2 separate regions of the Homo sapiens genome follow, and region 2 is linked to region 1. The links are chromatin loops, found by intact Hi-C in ENCODE. Cell type or tissue: dorsolateral prefrontal cortex. All regions are shown on one strand.

What was found. Peaks named below come from ENCODE experiments on the same cell type or tissue, not always from the same donor. Only the 100,000 strongest peaks of a DNase experiment are listed, where the experiment ranks them.
Region 2: a loop joins it to region 1, with 8 times the contacts of the local background. A loop is called at or near these places in 107 of 110 quality-filtered maps.

Annotation. Positions count from the first base shown.
Region 1 is chr2:72,766,320-72,774,319 of GRCh38, forward strand. All of the region lies in intron 1 of EXOC6B (exocyst complex component 6B), which reads right to left. Among named protein-coding and RNA genes, the nearest start is that of EXOC6B, 56 kb to the right of the region's middle. RefSeq lists enhancers at 5,565-6,066, 6,067-6,566. In dorsolateral prefrontal cortex, CTCF peaks have their summits at 4,737 (motif pointing right) and 4,961; a DNase peak (open chromatin) is centred at 4,752; H3K27ac peaks cover 1,551 bases.
Region 2 is chr2:72,859,012-72,867,011 of GRCh38, forward strand. No RefSeq gene overlaps it. Among named protein-coding and RNA genes, the nearest start is that of SPR, 24 kb to the right of the region's middle. In dorsolateral prefrontal cortex, CTCF peaks have their summits at 938 (motif pointing left), 1,142, 3,701 (motif pointing left) and 3,911; DNase peaks (open chromatin) are centred at 930 and 3,700; H3K4me3 peaks cover 1,107 bases.

The DNA.
Region 1 (8,000 bases):
GAAGAAAACACTATCCAAAACCTCCACAATTTTTTTAATGTCTATTCAGTCCAAAATTACCAAGTGTGCCAAGAGAAGATCACATGACTAAAAATCACATGACTAAAAATCAAGATTCACAGATGATCTAGATATTGAACTTATCAGATAAGAACTTTAAAAATGGCTATGATTAATACCACAAGAAAAAAGGAAAAGAACAAAACACATGAGAAGATGGAGAATTTCACTACAGCCTTACGATTTGTTTTTTTATTATAAAACTGGAGAAAACCCAGAACTGGGTTTTTAAAATTCCGAACTCCATAGATGGTTTACCAGCAAATAAGTCAATTGAAAAAATCCACATTGAGGTTGGGCACAGTGGCTCACACCTGTAATCCCAGCACTTTGGGAGGATGAGGCAAGTGGATCATTTGAGGTTAGGAGGTGGAGATCAGCCTGGCCAACATGGTGAAACTCCATCTCTATCAAAAATAGAAAAATCAGCCGGGCGTAGTGGTGCGCGTCTGTAATCCCAGCTACTCGGGAGGCTGAGGCACAAAAATCGCTTGAAACCGGGAGGCAGAGGTTGCAATGAGCCGAGATCACCACTGCCCTCCAGCTTGGGTGACAGAGTGAGACCCTGTCTCAAAAGAAAAAAAAAAAAAAAAGGAAAAAAAAAATCCACATTGAAGCCCAAAGAGAACAAGGAAAGGACAGGATGTAAAATACAGAAGAATGTAAGAAAAATGAAACATGGGACACCATCAAAAGCCCTCAGCCAGCAGTTCTCAAAATTTTTTGCCTGGCACTATTTTTATGCTCTCAAAAAATATTGGGTTTCCTGGCCGAGTGCGGGGGCTCACGCCTGTAATCCCTGCACTTTGGAAGGCCGAGGCGGGTGTATCACCTGAGGTTAGGAGTTCGAGACAAGACTAGGCAACATGGTGAAACCCCGTCTCTACTAAAAATACAAAAAATTAGCAGGGTGTAGTGCCGGGCGCCTGTAATCCTAGCAACTGGAGAGGCTGAGGCAGGAGAATCGCTTGAAACCGGGAGGCGGAGGTTGCAGTAAACCAAGATCGCGCCATTTCACTCCAACCTGGGCAAAAGAGCAAAACTCGGTCTCAAATATATATTATAATATATATTTCCCTTGGGTTTCCCAAGAACTTTTGTGTATGTGTTATGTTTGTTGACATTAGCCACATTAACAATTGGAACTGGGCCAGGCACAGTGGCTCACGCTTGCAATCCCAACACTTTGGGAGGCGAGGCCGGCGGATTGCTTGAGGCTAAGGAGTTTGAGACCAACCTGGGAAACACGGCAAAACCCCATCTCTACAAAAAATACCAAAAAAGTTAGCTAGGCATGGTGGCATGCACCTGTGGTCCCAGCTACTCAGGAGGCTGAGGTGGGAGTATCACCTAAGCCTGGGAGGTGGAGGTTGCAGTGAGCAGAGATTAGACCACTGCACTCCAGCCTGGGAGACACAGAGACCTTGTTAAAAAAAAAAAAAAAAAAAAAAAAAGACCAAGTCCGGTGGCTCACGCTTATAATTCCAGAACTTTGGGAGGCCGAGGCAGGCGGATCGCCTGAGGTCAGGAGTTCAAGACCAGCCTGGACAATAATGGCGAAACCCCGTCTCCACTAAAAATATAAAAATTAGAGGAGAGTAATGTCATGGGCCTGTAATCCCAGCTACTCGGAAGGCTGAGGCAGGAGAATCACATGAACCCGGGAGGCAGAGGTTACAGTGAGTTGAGATCATGCCACTGCACTCCAGATTCCAGCCTGGGGGCCAGAGTGAGACTCCGTTAAAAAAAAAAAAAAAAAGAAAGAAAGAAAGAAAGAAATTGAAACAGAAGAAAAAAATTACATAAAAGAACATACAAGTATAAATAACATTCACCACTGAAACAATGATATTTTCACATCATGCAGCCTCTAAGAAACTCAATTCTATTCCCCTAGGAGAATGCAAGCTTTTTTTTTTTTTTTTTTTCGAGACAGAGTTTGGCTCTTGTTGCCCAGGCTGGAGTGCAATGGTGCGATCTCGGCTCACTGCAACCTCCGCCTACCGGGTTCAAGCCATTCTCTTGCCGCAGCCTCCCGAGTAGCTGGGATTACAGGCATGCGCTACCACCCCCGGCTAATTTTGTATTTTCTTTCTCCCCGGCTAATTTTGTATTTTGTTTCTCCATGTTGGTCAGGCTGGTCTCAAACTCCAGACCTCAGGTGATCCCCCCGCCTTGGCCTCCCAAAGTGCTGGGATTAGAGGCGTGAGACACTGTGCCCGGCCTAAGCTTTTTTTTTTTTTTTTTAAGTAAATAACATCTAACTGATATTATGAAAATATTTTTAAATCTGTAACTCTCCTGAAAGAAATTTTATCATTGTATAATTGTGCAGAAGCAATACTTAAAGACATCATAGCCAAGTATATCTAAAAACTTATGAAAGATATCAGTCCATAGTTTCAAGCCCTATAAACCCAAAGCATGATGAATGTAAAGAAAACTATACTTGGCCAGCCGTGGTAGTTCACACCTGTAATCCCAGCACCTTAGGAGGCTGAGGCAAGAATATTGCTTGAAGCCAGGAGGTCAAGACCAGCCTGGGCAACAAAGCTAAACCCTGTCTCTACAAAAAAAAATTAGCCAGGCACAGTGGCATGTGCCTATAGTCCCAGCTACTTGGGATTAGACAAGTTCTGGAGATAGGTGGCAGTTTTGGCTACAGAAAAATGTGAATATACTTAATGCCACTGAACTGTACACTTAAAAATGGTTAAAATGGTAAAGTATATGTTATGTATATTTTACTGCAATTTTAAAATAAGGTGAAATACAGACATTATTCATACAAACAAAATAAATGAGTCCTTCACTAAAAGAAATGCTAAAGGGAGTTCTGCATACAAAAGGAAAAGTGACCTCAGAATGAAGCACAGAGATGGAGGAGGAAATGAAGAATCAAACAAAAGAGTAAACATACATGAATGGTGACTCTACGAAATAATAAGGATAATGTTGTGTGGGAACAAAATTACATGTAAAATTAAAATTCATGACAACAGTGTAAGATGTAGGAAAGGATAAATGAAAAAGTGTTACATATTCCTAGCAGTGTCAAGGAAGTGATAAAAATATTAATTTATATTATACTCTGAGTCAAGGATACATGCTGAAATTCTTTGAGTAATGTCTAATAACTAAAAAAGGAAGGGCCAGGCCCAGTGGCTCACACCTGTAATCCCAGCACTTTGGGAGGCCAAGGCGGGCAGATCACCTGAGGTCAGGAATTCGAGACCAGCCTGGCCAACATGGCAAAACTCTGTCTCTACTAAAAATACAAAAATTAGCCGGGTGTGGTGACACGTGCCTGTAATCCCAGCTACTCGAGAGGCTGAGACAGGAGAATTGCTTGAACTCAGGAGGTGGAGGTTGCAGTGAGCCGAGATCGTGCCACTGCACTCCAGCCTGGGCGACAGAGCAAGACTCCATCTCAAAAATAAAATAAAATAAAATAGAAAGAAGAAGAGTCAATAGACAGCCAAAAATAATAAGAATCAAGAATAAGCACTTAGGGAAAAAGAAAAACCAGCAAGTATCAGACTTCTCCACAGCAACATTGAACACCAGAAGACAAGATACTCAAGGAAACAAAACATGAGCCAAGAACTTTAATTTCAACCAAGCTAGCCTTTAAATATAAAGTCTATAGAGCTAAAATTTGAATATACAATAACTCAAAAATTGTTGTTCACATAAGTCCTTCTTAAGGCAACTACTAGAGGAGGAACACAAACCCAACTAGATGACAGGGAAAACTTCAATAAAAAAGAATGTCAATGAAGACTGAATATATTTAACTGCAACTCTAAGACAAAAACAAGGTCAGATTAAAAGTGATCAAGTATGATACATAAAAATAGTACATAAAAATTATACAACTAAGAAAAAAAAGAGAGAAGATAGAAAGTAGAATAAACTAGTCAACTATCTTATACCAGTAACTGTGAGCCAAAGCTAGGCAAATCAACTACAGGTCTACAATCCCTAATCGAAAATCCTTGTAGCAAAATGTTTCATAATACCAAATTCTGTACATTTAAAAAAAATACAGCTCATCTGTCACATATTATGTAACATCCCAGTAAGATCTTAAGCATTCCATAATCAAACACATTCATATTTCAGCAGTAAAATATAGGAATATTCACAAAAGTGGTAAATATAAAGATTATTAATATATTAAGTCAATTCACATCAGGTTTTCTTGCCAAATGAATTAAGGCAGATTTTGACAACAAATAGTTTTTAGAGCCTTTAGGATTTGGGGATTACAAATGAGAGATTATGGGCCAAATCAAGTATGCTTGACTACAAAGTAAAGCACTAAGATAATACTATTCCCTGATATTTAATGCTAAGAGGAAAGAATAACAGAAGAGTACACAAGTTAAGTTTCATTGTTGCCCTTGGGTGAGAAATCAGTAAATATTACCTTCAGAGAGAGACAGAGAGAACTGAGGATGCAATACAAAGGAACCACAAGAACAAAAATACAATTTTTTAAAAATTCAAAGAAAAAAAGGAAGCCATTAGATATGGCTTCATGGTAGTGTCTTCCCCCTCGCCCCCAGAAAAATTATTTGACTTGACACTAAGTTGTTTTTAAATAATGATTATAGTGCTCTTCATTTCCAACTTACTACACTTGGAAGAAACAATTGCTGATGAGCATAAAGTCACTAGGGGGCAGCAGAGCATAAAGAGTATCCTCTGAAAAGTGGTGACAACTACAAAGTTATTACATAACCAGAAGTGTCTTCAACTGCTGAAAACATTTCATACTCATCACAAGCACAATAAAACACTCGCCAATTAATTTGTAAAAATTGCTTCTAAGATATTCATTATATTCTTTATAATTGTTGTAATTTTTATTTTGAAATAATTTCACATTGCACAGAACTCTTGTATAGCCTTTATGCAGAGTTCACTAATTTTTGCCATATTTGTTTTATCATTCTCTCCCTACATATATATGCATGCTTATTTTTCTAAACCATTTGTAAGTAGGCTTCATATATCATGCCTGTAAAACTATAGTCTGTACCTCCTCTCTCTTACATAATGATAGTACCATTATGAAATTCAAGAAATTTACATTGATACAATTATATCTAACCCACAGTCCAAATTCCAATTTTGAAGATTATCCCAATAATGCTCTTTAGAGCATTTTCATTTCCTACTGGAAAGTATCCAGTCTAAGATCATGAATTACATTTTGTGGTCATGTCTCTTCAGTTTCTTTTTATCTAAACAAGCAGCCAAATTTATGGACAAAAGACTACTTTACATTATTAAAAATTACTGAGAGCCTGGATGTGGTAGCTCACATCTGTAATCTCAACATTTTGTGAGGCCAAGGTGGAAGGATCGCTTCAGGCCAGGAATTCAAGCCCAGCCTGGGCAACATGGTGAGACCATATCTCTAAAAAAGAAAGAAAAGAGGAAAAATAAAAATTACTGAGTACCCTAAAGAGCTTTTGCTTATATGAATTATATATATATTAGTATGTGCTATTTTAGATATTAAAACTGAGGAGCGATGTCAGCAAGATGGCAGAATAGGAGTTTCCAACACACATCCCTTCACAGAAACATCAGTTTGAACAAACATCCAAGTACAAAAATATATTCAAAAGAACTAAGGAATCCAGGTAAGAGATCACAGCACCTAGGTAGAATGCAGAAATAAGAAAATATACATTAAAGGGGGTATGAAAGACGGCTTCACATTATCCATGATTCCCTTCCCCCAAGCTCACAAGAGAGACCCTCGCTGGAGGAAAACGAGAATGATATGAGCACCCTACTTCACTGGGGACCCCAGCCCCAGGCCTCCCCAGTGAATTTTGGTGCCAGGCCAGCCGCCATGTACCTAAGCTCCAGGCCAAATCCAACACAAGGACAGCCAGTGACCTAAGGCTCCAGGCCTGCCCCTGCAGGACCAGGCTTAAGGCAAGCTCCAGTGCCAGGATGGCCCCCAAAGCCCCAGGCTTCAGGCCTGCCCAATAGAACCTGGTGCCAGGCAAGTCCCCACAGAAACAGGTTCTAGGCCCAGCCACATGGTACCAGGCACCAGGCTCACCTCCATGGAAAGAGACGCCAAGACTGCCCCATTGCCAGTTAGTCATTGTGGATCCAAGCTTCAGGCCTGCTCCTGCAGACCCCATTGCCAGCCCAACCCAGTAGATCCTTTTACCAGGCTGATCCCCATGACCCCAGAATCCAGGCCCACACACCCAGGCAACAGGACTGATCCTATAAACCCAGGTGCTAGGAATGCCTACCTGCTGACCCAGGGACCAGGCCAGCCTACCCAAGGACTTCAGAAGAAAGCCAACCTATGCACTCGACCAATCAGCCTGTTCAGAGATTCTGAGTAGGCTGACTGGGTGATGGGCTTTCCCTGCCAAAGCCAGCCTGTAAAGACTGGAAGAGGTACCTACATCTTCAAATGCACAACTACCAAACCAAAGCCAGAAGGATCACAAATAAACAGGAAAACCATAATCCCCCCACCCAAGGAACAAAATAAAGCTCCAGTAGCCAGCCCTAAAGAAATGAAGATCTACGAACTGTCTGAAAAAGATTTCAAAATAATCATCCAAAAGAAATGTAGAGAGCTACAAAAGAACCACAGAGAACTATAAAAGAACATGTACAACATGGTAACTATAGTTAATAACATTATTATATTGTATAATTTAAATTTGCTAAGACAGTAGACCTTAGATTTTCTTTTTTTTTTTTTTTTTTTTTTGTGAGACAGGGTCTCACTCTGTTGCCCAGGCTGGAGTGCAGTGGTGCAATCATGACTCACTGCAGCCTCAACCTCCCAGGCTCAGGTGATCCTCCCATGTCAGCCTCTCAAGTAGCTGGGACCACAAGCATAAGCCACCATGCCCAGCTAATTTTTTTCACATTTGTTGTAAAGATGGGATTTCACCATGTTGCTCAGGTTGGTCAGGAACTCCTGGGCTCAAGCAATCCACCTGCCTCAGCCTCCCAAGGTGTTGGGATTACAGGTATGAGCCACCATACCGGGTAGATCTTAAGTTTTCTCACCAAAAAAAAAAAAAAAGGCAACTATGTGAGTTGATGAATATGTTAATTAGCACAATTTTAATAATCATTTCACAATGTGTATATATATCAAAACATCTCATTCTATACCTTAGGTATATACTTTTTAAAATTATACCTCAAGAAAGTCGGAAAAAAAAACTAAAACTGAGAACCTTGAAAATAATTAATTCATTTAAAATTAACAATGAACCCACTACAAGTTAAACAGTATATTTTATACAAATAAAAAACAAATAGTTAAAATAGTTTGTTTTACATTTGTGAAAGTCTCTTTAATGTCGTCTTAACAGAAGACATCTGGATTCTGTAGCCTCTGCATTCAACCTATGGCAATGCGCAGTTTTGGTTAAAGTATATGAAGAAAACTCAGCCTCACAATACATGTAACTGGAAAACTAAAAAGTATTTTCAAAGACTTTTCAGATAATTTTATATAAATATTCTTTGGTATAATTTTAGAATGTGACAAATGATACTTTCTTAAAGTTACAATGTGAAATCTGAAACCACATCAGTAAATTTTTTGTACCTTGTTACATTAAAACCCATTAGTCTATGTTATACTTCAAATGAATATTTCACGTGATTTTGTAACATCAGGCACTGGTCATTTAAAAAATACTGATTCACTGGGTTGTATAGGTTTTCCAAATATTGATATATTTCATTACATAGTATCAAAAAACACATTCATTAATATTATCACCCAGTCTTACAAGAAATGTTTGTAAATACTGGCAATCTTTGGAAGGGCAACAGGCTACCTCAGTGAAAATATGAACTGGTAGCAACAGAAAATTCTGCATATGTAGTCCAAATAATAAGCTGGTGATTCTGTAGAACACAATAAT
Region 2 (8,000 bases), 93 kb after region 1:
TGCCCAGGCTGGAATACAGTGGGCAGTGGTGCAATCATGGCTCACTGCAGCTTCAGACTTCTAAACTCAAATGATCCTCCCACCTCAGCCTTCAGAGTGGCTGGGACTACCAACACATGCTACCATGCCCAGATAATTTTTTAACTTATTGTAGAGACAGGGTCTGACATTGCCTAGGCTGGTGCAATCAAGTTCTTTATCAGATATTTGATTTGCAAATTTTTTTTCAAATAAAAAATGATGACCAGGGGCAGTGGCTCACGCTTGTAATCCTAGCACTTTGGGAGGCGAGGCAGACCAATCACTTGAAGTTAGAAGTTCAAGACCAGCCTGGCCAACATGGCAAAACCCCGTCTCTATTAACAATACAAAAATTAGCCAGGCATGCTGGTGCACGCCCGTAGTCCCAGCTATTCGGGAGGCTGAGGCATGAGAATTGCTTGAACCCCAGGATGCAGAGGTTGCAGCGAGCTGAGATCACACCACTGCACTCCAGCCTGGGTGACAGAGTGAGACTCATCTCCAAAACAAAAACAAAACAAAACAAAACAAAAGATGAAGCGGTAACTCAGGAAACCTTTATATTATTGTATTATTCATAAATCAAAATAAACCTTTGTAAAACAAAATAACTAAGTTTCTAAACATTCAGTATATAGAGTAGCTGCTTAAATAATTTATATCTGGAATGGACTCAAGTACAGAAAATTCACTGTGTATTAACAACAGTGGTGTCTTAATGAAAGCCAGTGCTGTGTTGTTCATCTTGTTGGAGGCAGTGTGGCAGAATGATGCAAAGCTGACTCCGAAGCCAGACTAGAGACCAAAGGATTTTGAGAACAGGGAGACCTCTCCTACCTGTGCAGGTACATGAAAGGCAAGGCTCCTCCGGACTGTACATCGGTGGAAAACCTTTAGATTCTGCTGCCACCTTGTGGTGGTCAGATTACAACATGGTGCCCCATGCTCTTGGGTTTTGCTAGGGCTCCTGCTTCATTCAGGTCTATTGTAGGGACAAAAAAAAAAAAAAAAAAAAAGACGAAGGCAAGCATACATAGTATTTTGTATATGCATTAAACAAGAATAGACAAAAAAAAATTGTTTAAGCATGAGAGATTATAGCACAATGATAAGACCAGTATCTTTGGAGCTATTCTAACTTCATTTATACCCCAAACTTCATTTATACTCCTGACTCAGCATTGGACTAGCTGTTTGATGCTGGGCAAGTCACTCTTACCCCTCTGTGAGCACTGTCTATTAAGTGGCAATAATAATAGTACCTCTCTCATGATGAGAGGTTAAATGAGGCAGTGATTGTTTGGCACTGAGTTCCTGGCATATGATTCTTGGTTAATAACAAATGATTGATATAGGTTGTATTAGTCCGTTTTCATACTGCTATAAAGAACTGCCTGAGACTGGGTAATTTATAAAGAAAACAGGTTTAATTGATTCACAGTTCAGCATGGCTGGGGAGACCTCAGGAAACTTACCATCACGGTGTAAGGTGAAGGAGAAACAAGGACCTTCACGAGGTGGCAGGAAGGAGAAGTGCCGAGCGAAGGGGGAAGAGCCTCTTACAAAACCATTAGATCTCCTGAGAACTCACTCACTATCATGAGAACAGCCTGGGGGAATCTGCTTCCATGATTCAATTACCTCCACCTGGTCTCTCCCTTGACACGTAGGGATTATGGGGACTACGATTCAAGACGATATTTGGGTGGGGACACAAACCCTAACCATATCATTGGTGAACAAGGAAATCAGGCTAGTTCCTTTCTGGGAGCCTTTTCCTTTTTTTTTTTTTTTTTTTTTTATGTTGGGTGCAAAATTGGAACTAACCAAAATTCTTGGTTTATAATGCATGTTCATCACTGGTCATGGAACACACACAAAAAAATGTGCTTGTGTGTTGGGAATGGATGCCTAGAAACTATCTGGATGCAACAGTTTAGTGTAATTCCAGGATTGAAAGAATACAACACACACCCACTTGTGAACACACATACATATATACACACATACACTCACACAAAAGGGGAAGCACATTCCAATTGGTTACAGTAACTCATTTCATCCTTATGCCAATTTTGTCCTAAAGGAGGACCGTTCCCTATCTTATCTAGGATATGCAGGTATGGAACCTGCAGGATTTCAAGGTCACCTTTAAATCTAGTGGGCATGAGCTTTAACCTATGAGGAAGGATGCATTCTGACTCTTTTTTAGAAGGATACAGTGAGCAAAGTGGAGGGAGTAAGACCCCCTACTGAGACAGATGGCTAAGCCCTTCCTGAAGGATAAGGTAAATAAGGGGTTGGTATTTTGCATTTTCTTCTAGTGAAATTTGTCTTTCAGCATTTAAAAATAGCTAACTCTGTTCTTTTATGAATTATTTTCATAGTTATGTCTTTACTCTCTTTTTAAGGGCTTTTTTATTTTTCTAAAATTCAAAGTTGAATATTCAGTTTATTAATTCTCTCTCAGCTAACAAAAACTCTTAAAGCTGTGAAATGACATATGAAAACACAGCTTTGTCATGTATCTCACACTTAAAATGTTGCATTTTCTTATTCATTTTTTCTCTAAAGAATCTGATATGGTCATCTTGATTTCTCTATGACTCTCGTGCTATTGGATAATTTTCCCTCTTTTTTGATTTTCACGTGGCTGGTTTTCAGGTTGTTTTGTTTTGAGGTATTCACTGGTTACAATGTGGCTAGAGGGTGTGGTCTATATCACTTCTGCTTCTGGAAATTTATTGAAATTTCTTATATGCAGTCCATTTTTATGACTATCTGTAGCTGATATGCTTTTCACAGGCCACAGGTTCAAGTTTGGTTAGAAAATGTAACATTATTTTCTATTACACAGTTTTCCTCTATTTTGAATATCCATTACTCCTAATGCATGTGCCCACAGACATTTTAAAATATAATTAAAAAAAATAAAAACCACAACAAACCACCAACCACACACACACCTAATGTTAGTCATCTCCAGGTAAACTCAGTAATTTTTTTCCAAGATTTTCCCAGTTAGTGTTTCCCCTTTTCCCAGGGGGGTTGGATCTAAGTCGTGGAGGTACTTTAGTAGCATTAAGGGAGGGTCATCTGAATGTTCTGGGGTCATCACCTTTCCACTTTAGTATCCATTGAGATGTACGTCATCTTCCCCTCCCAGCCTTTGTCGCCTTCCACAAACTTTGCAGACATTAGCTTAGTGACCTGTTTCCCACGTTTCCTAGTTCTGGGCACATGCATTTCTCCATCGGACCTCAAGGCCACTTCCACTCTCCCAGCCACCTGAGTGCCCCTCTTGGGCAAAGGGAAATCTTTGCATATTCTCGCGAGCAACTCTAGTATCTGAGGAAACGTGAGGCTGACCAATCTCCTCCAGTCCTTTGACAACCTTAATTGTTTGCGCGGCTACTGTGGGCTGACTTCTGCAAGGCTTATTGATTCCCTGTTTGTTCCGGAAATGTGCACTTGATGTGATCTCACATCTCTAGCTGGGGGGATTTTCATACCCCATTCAGGGCAGTTTCAACCCCTGAGAGCAGGTGCAGTGGACAAAGGGCACAGCCCCTTCCCAGAGACCCACGCTGCATCAGACTCTCGGTCTTACCGACGTCGCTAGTCCTGAGGCTGCTCGCCCCAACCCACCAGGTCCCGGCTGCGCTTTGGCGCCACCTAGTGGTGTCTTGGCGGCTCTGGCGTAAGCCGGCTTAGGATGCTGAGGGTGCTGTTGGGAAGGAGTCTCCGCCAGGCGGGGCCTCCCAGCGGAGCTACGAGCTCTCCAGGATCCGCCCGGTTACCGATGGCACTTGCTTTCTTGGCGGCTTCTGGGGAGACCGAGCAACGAGAGCACCGAGGACACAAAGGTCCACTTTCTACTTCTGGGTTTCCAAAAATAAGGCGGCCTGAGTTTTCAGCGCCTGGTCTTCCCACCACACCCTACCAAAGAAAGGAAATCACCTGGCGTAGGAAACAAGCCCTACCTTGCGCTTGTTTTCAGAATTCACAGATGGTGCAGGCGTGTTACCGTCGGGTTTACCCACTATCCCTCTATGCGTGTTGTGGGCACCTGAAAAGGAGGTGATAGCCCCTCTCTGTAAATGTGCAATTCCCCCTGCCCAGCCAAGGGAGACGCCAGGATGCAGAGTGCCAGGGTCAGGCAGGGCAGGAACCCAGGCTGCCGCAGCCGAAGGAGAGAAACCAAAGTTCCAGCCAACCCAGCCAAGCGAAGTGTAGCCAAGAGCTGGGAAGGAGAGAAACGGGAACCCGAACGAAGTCCCAAAGGAAGAGGCCTACATCAGAGCCCAAGCGTTCAAAGCAGCAAACAGGAGACGTGGCTGGAGGGGTTCCCTGAGTCACAGAGGCTGGCTTCTCATAGGGAGGGGCCCCAGGAGAATATAGGCCACTGAATTTTTTCCTTAAGTTTTATTTTGTCTGATATTAAATTTGCTAAACTTCTTTATACCCAACTTTTAAAACAATATATTATCTTTACTGTGGAAAAATGTGGAAAATTGGGGAAAACACATCCTGTATAACACGTAGAAAGGCTGCTGTTTATTTGTGTGCATGTGTGTGTGTATATATATATACATGTTTTCTAGGGATGCTGGGACAAATTACCACAAACTGGGTGACAACACAGATTTATTCTCTGCCATTTATGGAGAAAAAAGGCTGAACTCAAGATGTCTGCAGGGCTACCCTCCCTCCAAGGGCCCTAGAGGAGAATTTTTCTTGCTTCTTCCAGCTTTTGGTGACTCCAGGAGTTCCTTGGCTTGTAGCTGCATAACTCCAATCTTGGTATCCATCCTCACATGGCCATGGCTTTCTCTGTGTCTGTGTCTTCTCTTCTGTCTCCTATATAAGGATCGTTAAATTTAGGACTCATCCAGATAATCTAGGATGAGCTCATCTCAAGATCATTAACTCAATTATATCTACAAAGATACTATTGAGGAGCGTGGGTATTAGGACATGGATGGATATTTTTAGAGGTCATGATTCAACCCATTACAGTGTATGTGCATGTGTGTGTGTATATATGTATATGTTTTATGCACATATATATGGAGAAACAGAAAAAAACAAGCTACGATTCTACTATTCACATTTTGACGCATTTTCTTCAGGTGTTGGTGTTGGTTTTATGCAGAAATAAAACTTTTAAATGAAATTTAATTCATAGATGATATACGGATTTTATTCTATTTTCCATAATGATTTTTCCATCTTTAAATATTAATTTAAAACATAACTCTAATGGTTGCATCATAAACTATCTTAAATGTGCTATATTTTATTTAACCATTCAATTAATATTGAATACATAACTTTTTGGTGCTATAAATAAATGATGAGGTAGTGAACAAAGTAATAAAAATCTAGCTTCTAAGGAACAATTTGTTGTTTTTGCCACCTCACATCCATTGCCCCTTCTTCATAATATTACCTTAATTTTTCTTGGGGAACTAACATTTCTCTATTGGCTAATGATTGGCAAGACGATCAATTAAGATGCACTGAATATTTTTAGATTAAAAAATAGATGTGAAACCTAACTTACGATAGTTGGATGCTCTCTCCATAGCAACTGAATCTTAAGAAAAGTAAGACTGAAAACAGCTGTAGCTGATTCATCTGGTAGCTGATTCATCCTGTAGCTGATTCATTGTTTTCTGTTACCTGGTTCTCCAGAGCCACCCTGGTTCCTGCCCTTTTGGGGCCTAACTTTTCAGCTTTCTTTTTCAGTTCTATTAGCTGAACCAAAAATTTATGTTTTATTTTGTCTGAGTTGATTTCTGCTTTTGCAAACAAAGAATCTGAACTTCTACAAGGTGAATACTTCTGATTCATTTGTTTTTGGTATTTTTTGCTTTCTAATACAAATATTTAGTAATATAAATTTTCCTCTGAGAACAATTTTGTTGTTATACAAAATTGTTTTCTCACTGCTACTTTTTTTTTTTTTTTTTTTTGAGTTGGAGTCTTGCTCTGTCGCCCATGCTGGAGTGCCGTGGCGCGATCTCAGCTCACTGCAACCTCTGCCTCCTGGCAATTCTGCCTCAGCCTCCCAAGTCGCTGGGACTACAGGCACATGCCACCATGCCCGGCTAATTTTTGTATTTTTAAAGATGGGGTTTAGAGATGGGGTTTCACTGTGTTGCCCAGGCTGGTGTCAAACTCCTGATCTCAAGTGATCTGCTGGCCTCAGCCTCCCAAAGTGCTGGGATTACAGGCGTGAGTCACCATGCCCGGCCTGTTACTATTTTCTGAATAGACTTTTATTGCTTTTACTTGAGTTATTTGGAAAGATGATTTTAGAACACCAATTGATTTTTTGGACAATTATTTTATTGCTGTTTTTAATTTTGTGACAGTGTATTAAGAGAATTTGGGGTATTTATGGAAATCTTTATGTATATGTTTGTAGATGTTCTTGAGTAATTGAAAAAATAGCTACACACACACAGCATGTATCTTTTAAGTCAAAGTTTTAACTGTATTGTTCATGTCTTTTGCTATTACCCAATATACCAAAGCCACACAAACACACTATGAGAAAAAAGTACAGAACAATATCACTTGTGAACATACATGCAAATATGATCAACAAAATACTAGCAAACCAAATCCAGCAGCACATTAAAAGAATTATACCCATGACCAAGTAGGATTTATCCCAGGGATGGAAGGCTGGTTTAATATATGAAAAGTAATCAGTGAAATACACATTAAAAGAATAAAAGACCAGCCTGGCCAACACAGTGGAACCCCGTCTCTATCAAAAAATACAAAAATTAACCGGGCATGGTGGCGCATGCCTGTAGTCCCAGCTATTCAGGAGGCTGAGGCAGGAGAATCACTTGAACCCAGGAGGCAGAGGTTGCAGTGAGCCAAGATTGCGCCGCTGTACTTCAGCCTGGGCGACCAAGTGAGAGAGTGAGACTCTGTCTCAAAAAAAAAAAAAAAAAAAGAGAGAAAACCCCACATGATCATCTCAATTGATGCAGAAAAAGCATTTGACAAAATGCAACACTCTTTCATGATAAATACACGCAATAAAATAGGAATAGAGGGGAACTTCTTCAACATGATAAAGGCCATCTACAAAAAACCCACAGCAAACATCACACTCAATGGTGAAAGACTGAAAGCCTTTACACTGAGATCAAGAACAAGACAAGGATACCCACTTTTGCCACTTCTATTAAACATAGTACTGGAAGTCCTAGTTAGGACAAGTAGGCAAGAAAATGAAATAAAAGGCAGACAAATTGGAAAAGAAGAAGTAAAATTATCTCTATAAACAGATGACATGATCTTATACACGGAAGAACCTAAAAAGTACACACGTGCATGCACACACACATACACATACACAATAGAGCTAATAAGTGAATTCAGCAAAGTTGCGGGATACAAAATCAGCACACAAAAATTAGTTGTATTTCTATACAGTAGAAATGAACAGTTCAATGAGGAAATTAAGAAAACAATTCCATTTTAAAAACAAAAAGAAGATACTTAGAAATAAATTTAACTAAAAAGGGACAAAACTTATTTACTGAAAAAAAACAAAACATTGCTGAAGAAAATTAAGGAAGACTTAAATAAATGGAAAAATATCCCACTTCGTACATTGGAAAACTCAATATTGTTAAGATATAACAGTACTACCCAAAGTGATACACAGATTTAATGCAATCCCTACCAAAATTCCAATGGCATTTTTTTCTTTAACTGTTTTATTTTCTCAGAACTGGAAAAACCTTTCCCAAAATTCATATGGAATTTTAAGGGACCCCAAAGAGTCAAAACAATTTTGAAAAAGAACAAAGTTGAAGGGCTCACACTTCCCAATTTCAAAGTCTTACTACAAAGCCACAGTCATCAAAACATGGTGGTACTGGCATAAGGATAGAGATATAGATCAATGGAATAAAGTCAAAATAAATCTTCATATCTATTTGGTTTTT